Linked DNA regions of Mus musculus: region 2 is linked to region 1. A link is a loop called in an ENCODE intact Hi-C map of the cell type or tissue named here. Cell type or tissue: heart. All regions are shown on one strand.

Region 1 (5,000 bases):
GCCCTCCAGGTATGCCTTGCATACCCATGGCTCCAGCTGTGGAAAGGACATGTGTTAAGACTCTTTCTTACCTAGCAGCCCACACCTTCCCTTGGCCCACCCAGGCTCTACCTTCACCAGGATCAGGGTCTTCTCCTTGGGCCTCCCTGCTGACAAGTCTTGCCCAAAACCCAGGTAGATGGTGTAGTGTGGTGACCCTTGCCGCCTCCGAGCCCGAAACTCCTCCAGTTCTGTTAAGGAGATAGCTCTGGTGAGCAGGTTAAGAAAGGCTCCAGGCCCCAGAGGACAGCACCCCAGCCAGACACCTTACTGACCTCGGAAGAAAGTGCTGAAGTCGAAGATGGGGGTGTGGCGGTTGCGCTCCAGCAGCTGGGGTGGGGTGGAGGGGCCGGTAGTGCCCATAGGGCTGCCTACCTCCCAGTACACCTTGCACTTGCCCATACGCAGGGCCCACAGTGACGGTCCTCGAAGCTCCAGCTGAAGGCCGGGAGACACATGCTGGAGAAGCGTCTCTGTGTAGTGCAGCTGCTTCTGATCTGGGAGCTCAGCAGGACTGGGAAAGATCACCGGCTGGGGCTCTGAAGTTCTTACTGCTGGGGCCATGGGGCTGTACAGGAACACGCATCTGGGGTGCCCCACCACTGCCTGTAGCACTGTGCGGCCCTTGTACATGATGGTCACATCCAGGAACCCAAGGCTGCGCTCTGTGTATAGACCATGCTGTGAGTGGTAGGTTTGGGTGGAGCATTTTGTCCCATGCCCCCTGCCAAGGACCCATTCACCTCCTACTGAGATGCAGGTGTGAAGGAGCAGTAGGGCAGAATTCTGCCCGGGAGGCTAGGAAAAGCTGTGCTAGCGCCTCCGCTCTAGATCCTCACCGGTGAGAGCTGGCTGTTGAGGCCTGGGACTGGGGACAGCTTCCACCTGCCATGCTGCATAGGGTTCCTCGTAAACACGGTCTTGCTCCTGGCCTGAGGGCAAATTGGAGCTGCCTGTCCATCTTAGCCCAGCTTCCCACCCCTGTCATTTTAACATCCTTATCTTTCCTCCTCCCAGCAAGGACTCTGTTGTCCTCCCTCTCATACAGCCTTGGGCAGATGGGTGTTCTCTAGCTTAGCCCCAGCTCTGTAACAGTAACTGCCTCTCACCAGGAGCCTGTGGTGGGACGGGGTCTGCCCCAGACTCGGATTCCAGTATGTGGCTGTACTGCAGAACCTGAAGCAAGAGGTCCCCGGCATCACTAGAAAGCAGAGGGCTTGGGGTTTGGAGCCCAGCATTTTCTCTTGCCAGAAATGATCCTGGGGACACACCCTGTAATAGACAGCATAGTGGTAGGCACCTGCCGATCCCCCACACCTAGGAAGGATGGACCAGATGTACCTGTGTGGGCAGAGCATTGCTGAGGCTCACTTCTTCCCTATTTTCCGTGGCTGGGCCCACTGAGGGAGAGGAGTGGGGAGGGGAGATTTGGTTACGATGCCCAAGCAGTTCCAAAAGTTCTCTATTTCTCATACCCTCTGTTCCCAAACCACCAGGTACCTCACTCAGCCCAAGGCTCTGACTTAGCAGGAAGTGTGCACTCCCCCTCCACCCCGACACACACACACTTTGGAAGGAGAGGAACTGAATCTACAACTAGTTTCAAAAACCACAAATCAAACCATTGAAACCACCAAAATGACAGAGGCCATGTACCTCCCTGGCCCATCCCTGTTTGTGGCACTGCTCACCAGTAGATCCAAGCTCCCGGCTAAGTTCGTACACCTTATGCGGATCAACTGGATCCCCTGAATTGTCTTGGCGCAAGATAAAACGCCCTGTGCTGTGGAGTGCACAGCGGAAGTTGGTCTTCCAGCCTCTTCGCTCTCTTCGCTCAGCAGCCTCAGCCTCTGGGGGTGGCAGGTTAACTCCACTAGGTGGCCACCTCCCTCGGGCCACAGCCCAGGCCTGAAGGAGAGGAGAGAGCATGGGTTGAGGCTGGATTCCCCCAGGAGTTCTGGCAGATTATAAAGAGGGCAGGACTGGGTACCACCTTGAAGATCTGTGCATCTTCTTCATCCAGATCCCTACGACCGAAATGCTTCCAGGGTACGCGGAAGACTGTGCGAGCCTCGTTCAGCCACTGCAGCCCCTCGTACTGGCCGCTGCTGACCTCCCCCAATAGCCAGTCTCCAAACAGCACTCGCTGGACCCCCCTGCAGGCAGAGCAGCCACGCTGGGGTTAGGGCTAATGTAAGGGACACAGGACCCAATACAACCAGGGTAGACATGTTCTCACCTCACTTCAGCCATTGCTCCGTCTACACAGGCAGTCTGGGAGAATCAAAGTAGATGCTACTACTCTGTGATGCCTTGTAGTCACTGGAGCAGTCAGCTATTGCAAATAAGGCCCCTTGGGTGCCTCTATGGTTTTAGGTTGTAGCCACAGATAGTGTGACCAAGTTTCACAAATGTGTTTTAAACGTTACAAGTGTTGGTAACAGGTAGGAATTTCAGTTTCACAAGTGTGACCCAGGTATTAGGGTGTTGAGGGTCACAGATGAGGTTTGAGAACTTGTGGTCACCTAGGTTCAGAACTCAGTGTAGATTCCTCTGCCAAGGTGGCTGTAGATGTGACTACAGATGTAGCGGGAGCGCACACGTGATGTCACAGGTGTTAATCCAGCGTCCGAGCCTGGATGGGCTGTCACAGGCTGGACCCTGCGAAGACACAAAAGGGGCGGGCCCAGACGAGTAAAACGAAACTGCATCTCAGGAAAATGAAACCTAAACAGTCTAAACAGCGCCCGGTAGCTGCTGGCTTCCCGCTGTCTCCACTGTCTCCATGCCTACCAGTGCAGTCCTCAAACTACACCCGACCCTTACTCAGATCCCAATCCCTGCAGACCCAATTGCAAATCCTGCCGGGACGTCTGCCCTCCTGTTTCCCCCGAGCTTCTCTTCACTGCCCTTCACTGATCACTCACTACTCTGTAGAGGGGACAAGAATTTCCCCTGTGGCACTAGCTCACCTCCCTCCCCGAGTGGCCCAAGAGTCCCACATACCTGGTACCGGAGCCGCCGGGACGGGTTTTATCTCAGTGAAAAGGAGGGTGCCAGTGCTTTTATAGTACTTCGGGCAGAGGCGGGGCAGAGCCCAGGCAGGGTGTGGCTTAAGGGCTCCAGACGTCACTAGGGTGTCACTAGTTTGTAGCACTCAATTGCAAATCCTTCCCTCCTGTTCCCCCCCCACCCCCCAGCTTCTCTTCACTGCCCTTCACTGATCACTCTCTCAGATTCAGTCTTCCAGGCTCTTTGTAGATTCAATGAGAGAGGCTGACCCTGCTTTGGACAGAACAGCCATGTCTTGGAGGACAGTAAGAATAGTAAGTAGGTGGAGGTCTATCTGCCAGGCTCAGCCCCTGGTGGAAGTGTGGGAAAGGTCTTTCCCCAGGACCTCTTCAGGAAAGCACATTGGGACAAGGCAGGGATACCCACAACAGTCAGTAGGTTTTGTTTGTTTATTTGTTTTGTTTAGCTGGCTGAAAAAAATCTTAGAAAGTGGAGTCTAAAGAGAGACTATGGTACAATTTGGCTTAACACTGAGAATGGTACAGATAAGAATATACCATCTGGGGGCTGGTGAGATGGCTCAGCAGGTCAGAGCACGACTGCACTTCTGAAGGTCCTGAGTTCAAATCCCAGCAACCACAAGGTGGCTCACAACCATCCGTAACAAGATCTGACTCCTTCTTCTGGTGTGTCTGAAGACAGCTACAGTGTACTTACATATAATAAATAAATAAATCTGAAAAAAAAAGTAAACTGGGCATGGTGGTGCACGCCTTTAATCCCAGCACTTGGGAGGCAGAGGCAGGCAGATTTCTGAGTTCGAGGCCAGCCTGGTCTACAAAGTGAATTCCAGGACAGCCAGGGCTACACAGAGAAACCCTGTCTCAAAAAACAAACAAACAAAAAACAACAACAACAACAACAAAAGTATACCATCTGGGAAGAATATACCATCTGGACAGAGGTTGAAGCAGAAGGATTGAGGCCAACCTGTGTTATAGAGTAAGACCCTGGAAGCTGAAGAGGCAGCTCAATAGTTAAGAGCCCTGGCTGCTCTTCCAGAAGTCCTCAGTTCAATTCCCAGCAACCATACGGTGGCTCACAACCATTTTTAATGGGACCTGATGCCCTCTTCTGGCACACAACTAAATATATATAATATATCTCCACAGTCAAGGGTTGTGTCCATCCTTCTTCAGAGAATCTTTTGTTTTGTTTTGTTTTGTTTTTGTTTTTTGAGACAGGGTTTCTCTGTGTAGCCCTGGCTGTCCTGGAACTCACTCTGTAGACCAGGCTGGCCTCAAACTCAGAAATCCACGTGCCTCTGCCTCCCAAGTGCTGGGGTTAAAGGCGTGCGCCACCCACCATACCTGGCCAAAGAAGCTTCTTATTGCAGTGGGTAGACCTTTAGGGAAGGGGGTGTCCTTTATTCAGTGATTAAATTGTCCTTGTTCCAGCTGGGTCAAGAAGCTAGAACTAAGAAATAGCTTAGTGGTTAGGGGCACGAACTGCTCTTCCTAGACAACAGGGGTTCAAATCCAGCACCCACATGGCAGCTCACAACTGTAACTCCAAAATTTGACACTGTCACATAGACATGCATGTAGATCATACACTGATACACATAAAAGTAAAAATTTAAAAACACCAAAACCAAACAAAACATTTAAATAGAAACTAGTTAAACTCAGAGGGATACTGAGAAGACGGAAAAGGAGGAAGGGGACTTGTTAAGAAGGCTTCCAACAAGGGGGAAAGAAAATGACAAGGGAGACTGGGGCATGGAAATCACCAGCCGAAATGAAAGTCAAAAGATACATTGTATGTATAAATGCATAAAACTGGATATTTAAAAGTATTCAGGGCTGGAGAGATGGCTCAGTGGTCAAGAGCACTGACTGCTTCACCAGAGGTCCTGAGTTCAATTCCCAGCAACCACATGGTGGCTC
Region 2 (5,000 bases), 62 kb after region 1:
ACAACTAAAACTCTAATACATACATATATACACATATACACACCCACCATAGATGCAATTCTATTGTCACCACAGACAAAATCATACTTCTTTCCTGAACTTAGAAAAATATACGCAAAAAAGGATAAAAATTCCTTGACCCCAAATCCCAATATCAACCCAGAATCCATGGATGAAAATGGAGCATTAAAAACTCCAGGAAAAGCCAGACAACAAAGGCATATGTCTTTAATCCCAGAACTCAGGAGGCAGAGGCAGGCAGATCTGAGTTCTAGCCCAGCCTGGTCTACAGAGGGAGTTCCAGGATAACCAGGGTTACACAGAGAGACTCTGTCTTGAAAGAAAGAAGGAAAGAGAGAAAGAAAGAAAGAAAGAAAGAGAGAGAGAGAGAGAGAGAGAGAGAGAGAGAGAAAGAGAGAAAGAGAGAAAGAGAGAAAGAGAGAAAGAGAGAAAGAGAGAAAGAAAGAAAGAGAAAGAAGCTCCAGGAAAGGGACCAGAGATGGCTCAGCAGTTAAGAGCACTGTCTGCTCTTCCAAAGATCCTAGATTCAATTCCCAGCACCCACATAAGTGGCTTACAACTCCCTATAACTCCAGTTCCAAAGGAACCGAAGCCTTTTTCTGACTCCAAGGGGATCAAGCAAACATAGAGATACATGCAGGCAAAGCAGCCACACACATTAAATAAATTAACTTTAGAAAAAGAAGAACAACAACTCTGGGAAGAGATCCGGATGGCTCAGAAATTTTGAGCATGCTGTTCTTTCAGAGGACCCAAGAACCTATGTGAGGTCCTCACAACCATGTGTAACTCTAGCTCCAAGAGGAATTGCAGGCACCTGCAATCACATATATACACATAAAAATATATATATATATCTTTTTTTTTAAAGCTCTAGGAAGCTTCCCTCACTCCTGTGACTGGATCTAGGCTTCAGGTAGGTAGGTACAGCAGAAAACACGCGGAAGCAAGGGTTCTCCACCACTGCGTTCCAGTGCCAACGGTCTGAACACCCACCCAGAGTTAAGCTTCAGCTCTGATGTGCCCTGAATAAAAGCCCAATGCCAAGCCTGCAGCTTCACACTGGAAAGAACGAAACAAGACGCATGGCAAAATGATGGTCTTCCAAGGATTCGCATGTACAAGCATAAAACATATAAGAGCTCCAATTGGTAGGGAGTTCAACACTCAGGAAGGTCAAAGGGTGGGGTGTGTGGTGGGATTGTAGGAGGCAGTTTGGTGTGGTATCACCTGTACAGGGTGATACAGCTCAGCTCAAGGCTCCATTTGTCATAAAACATGAGAATCGGGTGCTCTTTGTGTGAGAAAACAGAAGGAGAAAAATGGAAAACTAAGTGATGGAGAAGGAGGGGATATCTGCATAGGAAGACTAGGAGATACAGCACGGAGCAGCTCATGTCACAATATAAAGCAAGGCTGGTTTCTGCATCGTTACCTTTGCAAGGTTGCCTGCCTTGGATGACTCTCTTGCCCCTCTCATGTCACACTTGAACTGGCCTTTGAGACAGACAGGTCTACCAGCAGTAATGCTGCTGACCATACCTGGGGCACCTCTAGAACAGAACTCACATGTGACCCATCTGTGCTCTCAGCTCCCAGGAAGCAGCAGGAGAGGACAAGGCAGGTGGTAGGTACTGAGAAAGTTCCAAAGGGTAAAACAGACAAAGAACAGAGAGGCACACTCACACAAGGGAGACACGTCTGTATACAGTGCAGAGCAAGGCTAGAGGAGTGAGAGTGTGCTGTGCGTGTGCATGTGTGTGTGCAAGATGGGCATGCAGGGCACTGTGAGATGCAGGGCAGGGAAAGAGCAAGGGTGCAAGTCATTGTGAGATGCATGGGCAGGTGCAGAGTAGGTGTTCAGGGCATTGTGAGTGCACGGGCAGGTGTGAAGTGCACAGGTGGTACAGAGCATGTATGGGGGGCAGGTGTCAGGTGCAGGGGCATGGACAGAGGCAGGGCAGGCGTGCAGGTCACTGTGAGGTGCACTGGCAGGGCAGGTGCTGGGCAGGTGTGCAGGACAGGTGGAAGAGAGCCTTCCCTGGAAGACAGATGTGCATGACAGATGCACAAAGCATATGGAAAGTGGCCTGTGCCTGGTGCATGTGTTCAGAGCTTGCACGCGGGAACCCGGTGAGGCGCGAGGCCGGCGGGCGCACTTGCCTGCGAAGGCGGCGGCGGCGGCGGCGGCCTCATCGGGGCTGGGCAGAGCCTCGGTACCCATATCCATGTGCCCAGATTCGGCCGCCATCACCGCCACAGCGGTGACCCGCCGCGTCTCGCGCTCCGCCTCGGAGTCTGCGTCCTCCTCCGAGTCCTCGTCTCTGCTTAACACCGGCTCCTCCGCCTCGCTTTCCGCTGCGGCCGCGGCGGCCGCCGCCACCGCGGCAGCGGCCGCCACAGCTGCCGCCTCGGCCAGGCCCAGCTGTTTTGCCGCCGAGTCCGAGTCCTCCATACGGACTCCACCGAGTCCGCCCGAAGGCGCTGTCCGGGACCGCCCGAAGCGCCAGGCACCGAGCCCGAAGCGGGGCCCGAAGAGGCCGCCCGAGTTGGGCCGAGGCCGCCCGAAGCCACCGCCCGAGCAGCGACCGAAGAGGCAGTCTGACGCCCGCCGAACCGAGCCGAAGCTGCCCGCAGAGCCGAGCTGATGGCCCGAGTGTAGAACCGAGCAGCTCCGAAGTTTCCCGAAGCGCAGAATCTAGATAATACGAATGGTCCCGAAGCTTCCCGAAAGCTTACGAGCGTTTCTTGCTCGCTGTCTAAGAAGCGGATCTGACTGTGGTCACCGACCGATAGAGCTGGCCGGCTCTGGGCAGTTTCTCCCCTGCTTCCAACGAAGTCTGGGTTCGCAGACAGACCCTGGCGCCACGGGATTTCTCCAACCCCCTCTCGGGGCGGCGAAAGCCGAACCCACACGAGGCCTCGCCGAACTCCGCCGAATACCTCCGAGCCGAGTTCTCCGGAGCCTCAGTGCCCGCCTCCTTCTATCCGAAAGCTCCCGAGTATTGCCGGACGGGAGAATCGGGCCTCGGCCGCTGTCGGACGCTCGCTGCACCGCGCGGCGGGAGGAGCGAAGATGGCGGGAGGGTGCGGCCAAGAGGCTGCTGGGATTGTGGCGGACCCAGCGGCAAAATGGCGGCCGTGCGGCCAGGTGAGGCGGGCGGGGCTACGCGATCGCAGGGACAGTGTGGTCTCATGCTGTCACGATGAGAGGCTGTCTGGGCTGGCTCTGCAACTCCTCTGATTGTCACCTTGTTATTCCGGAACCTGGTGGCTTAAGCCCACTAGCCCGGATTTCTGCGCCGGAGTTGGAGAGCGAGGGGTGGGGGGGGTGTCTTCCGGTTGGGCGTGGGGGCACTTCGGGTATCCCGGCGGCTGTCCCGAAGCTCGTCTCTGTATTCCAGTGATATACCTGAGGCACACACTGGGATACGCCCCTGTATACAACCATATCACACCTTCTGTGACCCGGGGTCCACCTGTGGATTACCCAGAGTACACTATGGTGGCATACGAACTACACAACCATATTTCACTAAAGCTGACATGCATGGCATACCTATGGCTCATCCTGAGCACACCCTTGGCATACCCGCTGCTCACCCCGAGTACGCCCTTGATACACCTATCTCTCATTTTTTCGATATACCCTTGGCACACCGGGTTTACACATTGAGAATATCCAGGACAACCATATACGTATATTCAGCTCACCCCTGGCATATCCACAATACACTCGAGTTCCCCTGTTGCTCACCCCAGATGTAAGGATGAATAAGAATTACGTTTGTAGGGAAAAAAAATGACTTAGTCAACCTCAAACAACTAAAGCAGGCTTGTTCCAGAGACGTGGCTGTTAAATTCTGGCCATTTGATGATCAGGGCACAGGATCTAGTCACTCAATGACCACAGTTAGTTCAAGACAATAGGCCACTCGCTTTAGACTGGGGTTTTTGTAGCTAAGGGTAGGGAAAGGGTGCTTGTTAAGAGCATTCTAGATAAGTTAGCTGTTTTCCTTAGACAAACTGGTTTTGGAATTTCTGGGTCTTTTGTCTTCTTTTGCACCCGTAGGGTGTCTGGGATAGGGATTGGTGTCTGAAGTCAAGGTCAGCTGCTTTTCTTCCCCAGTTCTCAAATTCCTGGCTTTCTGGAACTTTGAGTCCGTTGGCTTTGATGGGATTTTTTTTTTTTTAAACCAGGTATAGCTGTGACACACCCAGTGTGTCCTAGGGTACATCTTGTCACACCTGCAGCTTACCACATATTCATTCATAGCATGCCTCTGGCATGCGCTAGACTCCAGATATTCATAGCATACATTCAGCTCATCCCAAGCACACTTATAGTTCTCCTCAGCACCTCCAAGGCATACCTGAAGTATACCTTGGTACACCCATGGCATACCTGGTTTACACCAGACACAACCAAGGCATAATGTCAGTTTACCCTGGGTGAATACACACCCATACACACACACACACACACACACACACACACACACACCTGTGGCTAACCTGAGTCCCGGGCAGCCAGAAGGTGCTGTAGTCAATATTTCACCATGGCTGAGTCCCAGGCTAAATGAGGAGGTCTGAGCTCAGATGATATGCAGGCAGGGTCCAGTGCTAGCAATATGGAACAGAAACTGGTCTTAGCCAGCTCAGACCAGTGTTTGTCCATCCATCCATCCATCCAGTTTCCCAATGTTCCTTAATGAAGCAAATTTCAGAAATGTGATTGTACTACACGTGCAGCCTCACCTGCAGGGCATCCCTACTATATGCTTTGTTTAACAGCTGCCACAAACATGGGAGTGCTGTTGTTGTGTGCCTGGTTACAGTAAAAAGGGAGTTCTAGGGGAGAAAATGGTCTTGAAATTAAGTCACATAAAACACCCAGTTTCCAGTCTGGGATTATGGCTATCTCCACTAATCCAACAATTAAGAGGCTGAGTCAGGAAGATGGCTATGAGTTCCAGGCC

The links. Hi-C counts contacts between places; a loop is a spot of excess contacts. Peaks named below come from ENCODE experiments on the same cell type or tissue, not always from the same donor. Only the 100,000 strongest peaks of a DNase experiment are listed, where the experiment ranks them.
Region 2: it touches region 1 in a loop (2.3-fold over the local background); 14 of 42 quality-filtered maps call a loop at or near these places.

What each region holds. Positions count from the first base shown.
Region 1 is chr7:141,263,345-141,268,344 of GRCm38, forward strand. It overlaps Irf7 (interferon regulatory factor 7), which reads right to left and starts at 3,080. Exons shown (of 10, transcript NM_016850.3): 1 at 3,046-3,080; 2 at 2,279-2,700; 3 at 2,033-2,195; 4 at 1,731-1,947; 5 at 1,381-1,439; 6 at 1,149-1,311; 7 at 879-971; 8 at 315-704; 9 at 112-230; 10 at 1-36. The coding sequence starts at 2,292. In heart, CTCF peaks have their summits at 1,908 and 3,429; DNase peaks (open chromatin) are centred at 487, 1,877 and 3,037; H3K4me3 peaks cover 1,365 bases; H3K27ac peaks cover 629 bases.
Region 2 is chr7:141,325,095-141,330,094 of GRCm38, forward strand. It overlaps Deaf1 (DEAF1, transcription factor), which reads right to left and starts at 2,631. Exons shown (of 12, transcript NM_016874.3): 1 at 2,185-2,631. The coding sequence starts at 2,476. Tmem80 (transmembrane protein 80) reads left to right here and starts at 3,036. Exons shown (of 6, transcript NM_001141950.1): 1 at 3,036-3,172. In heart, no CTCF peak of the experiment used is centred here; DNase peaks (open chromatin) are centred at 1,997, 2,607 and 3,057; H3K4me3 peaks cover 3,159 bases; H3K27ac peaks cover 2,582 bases.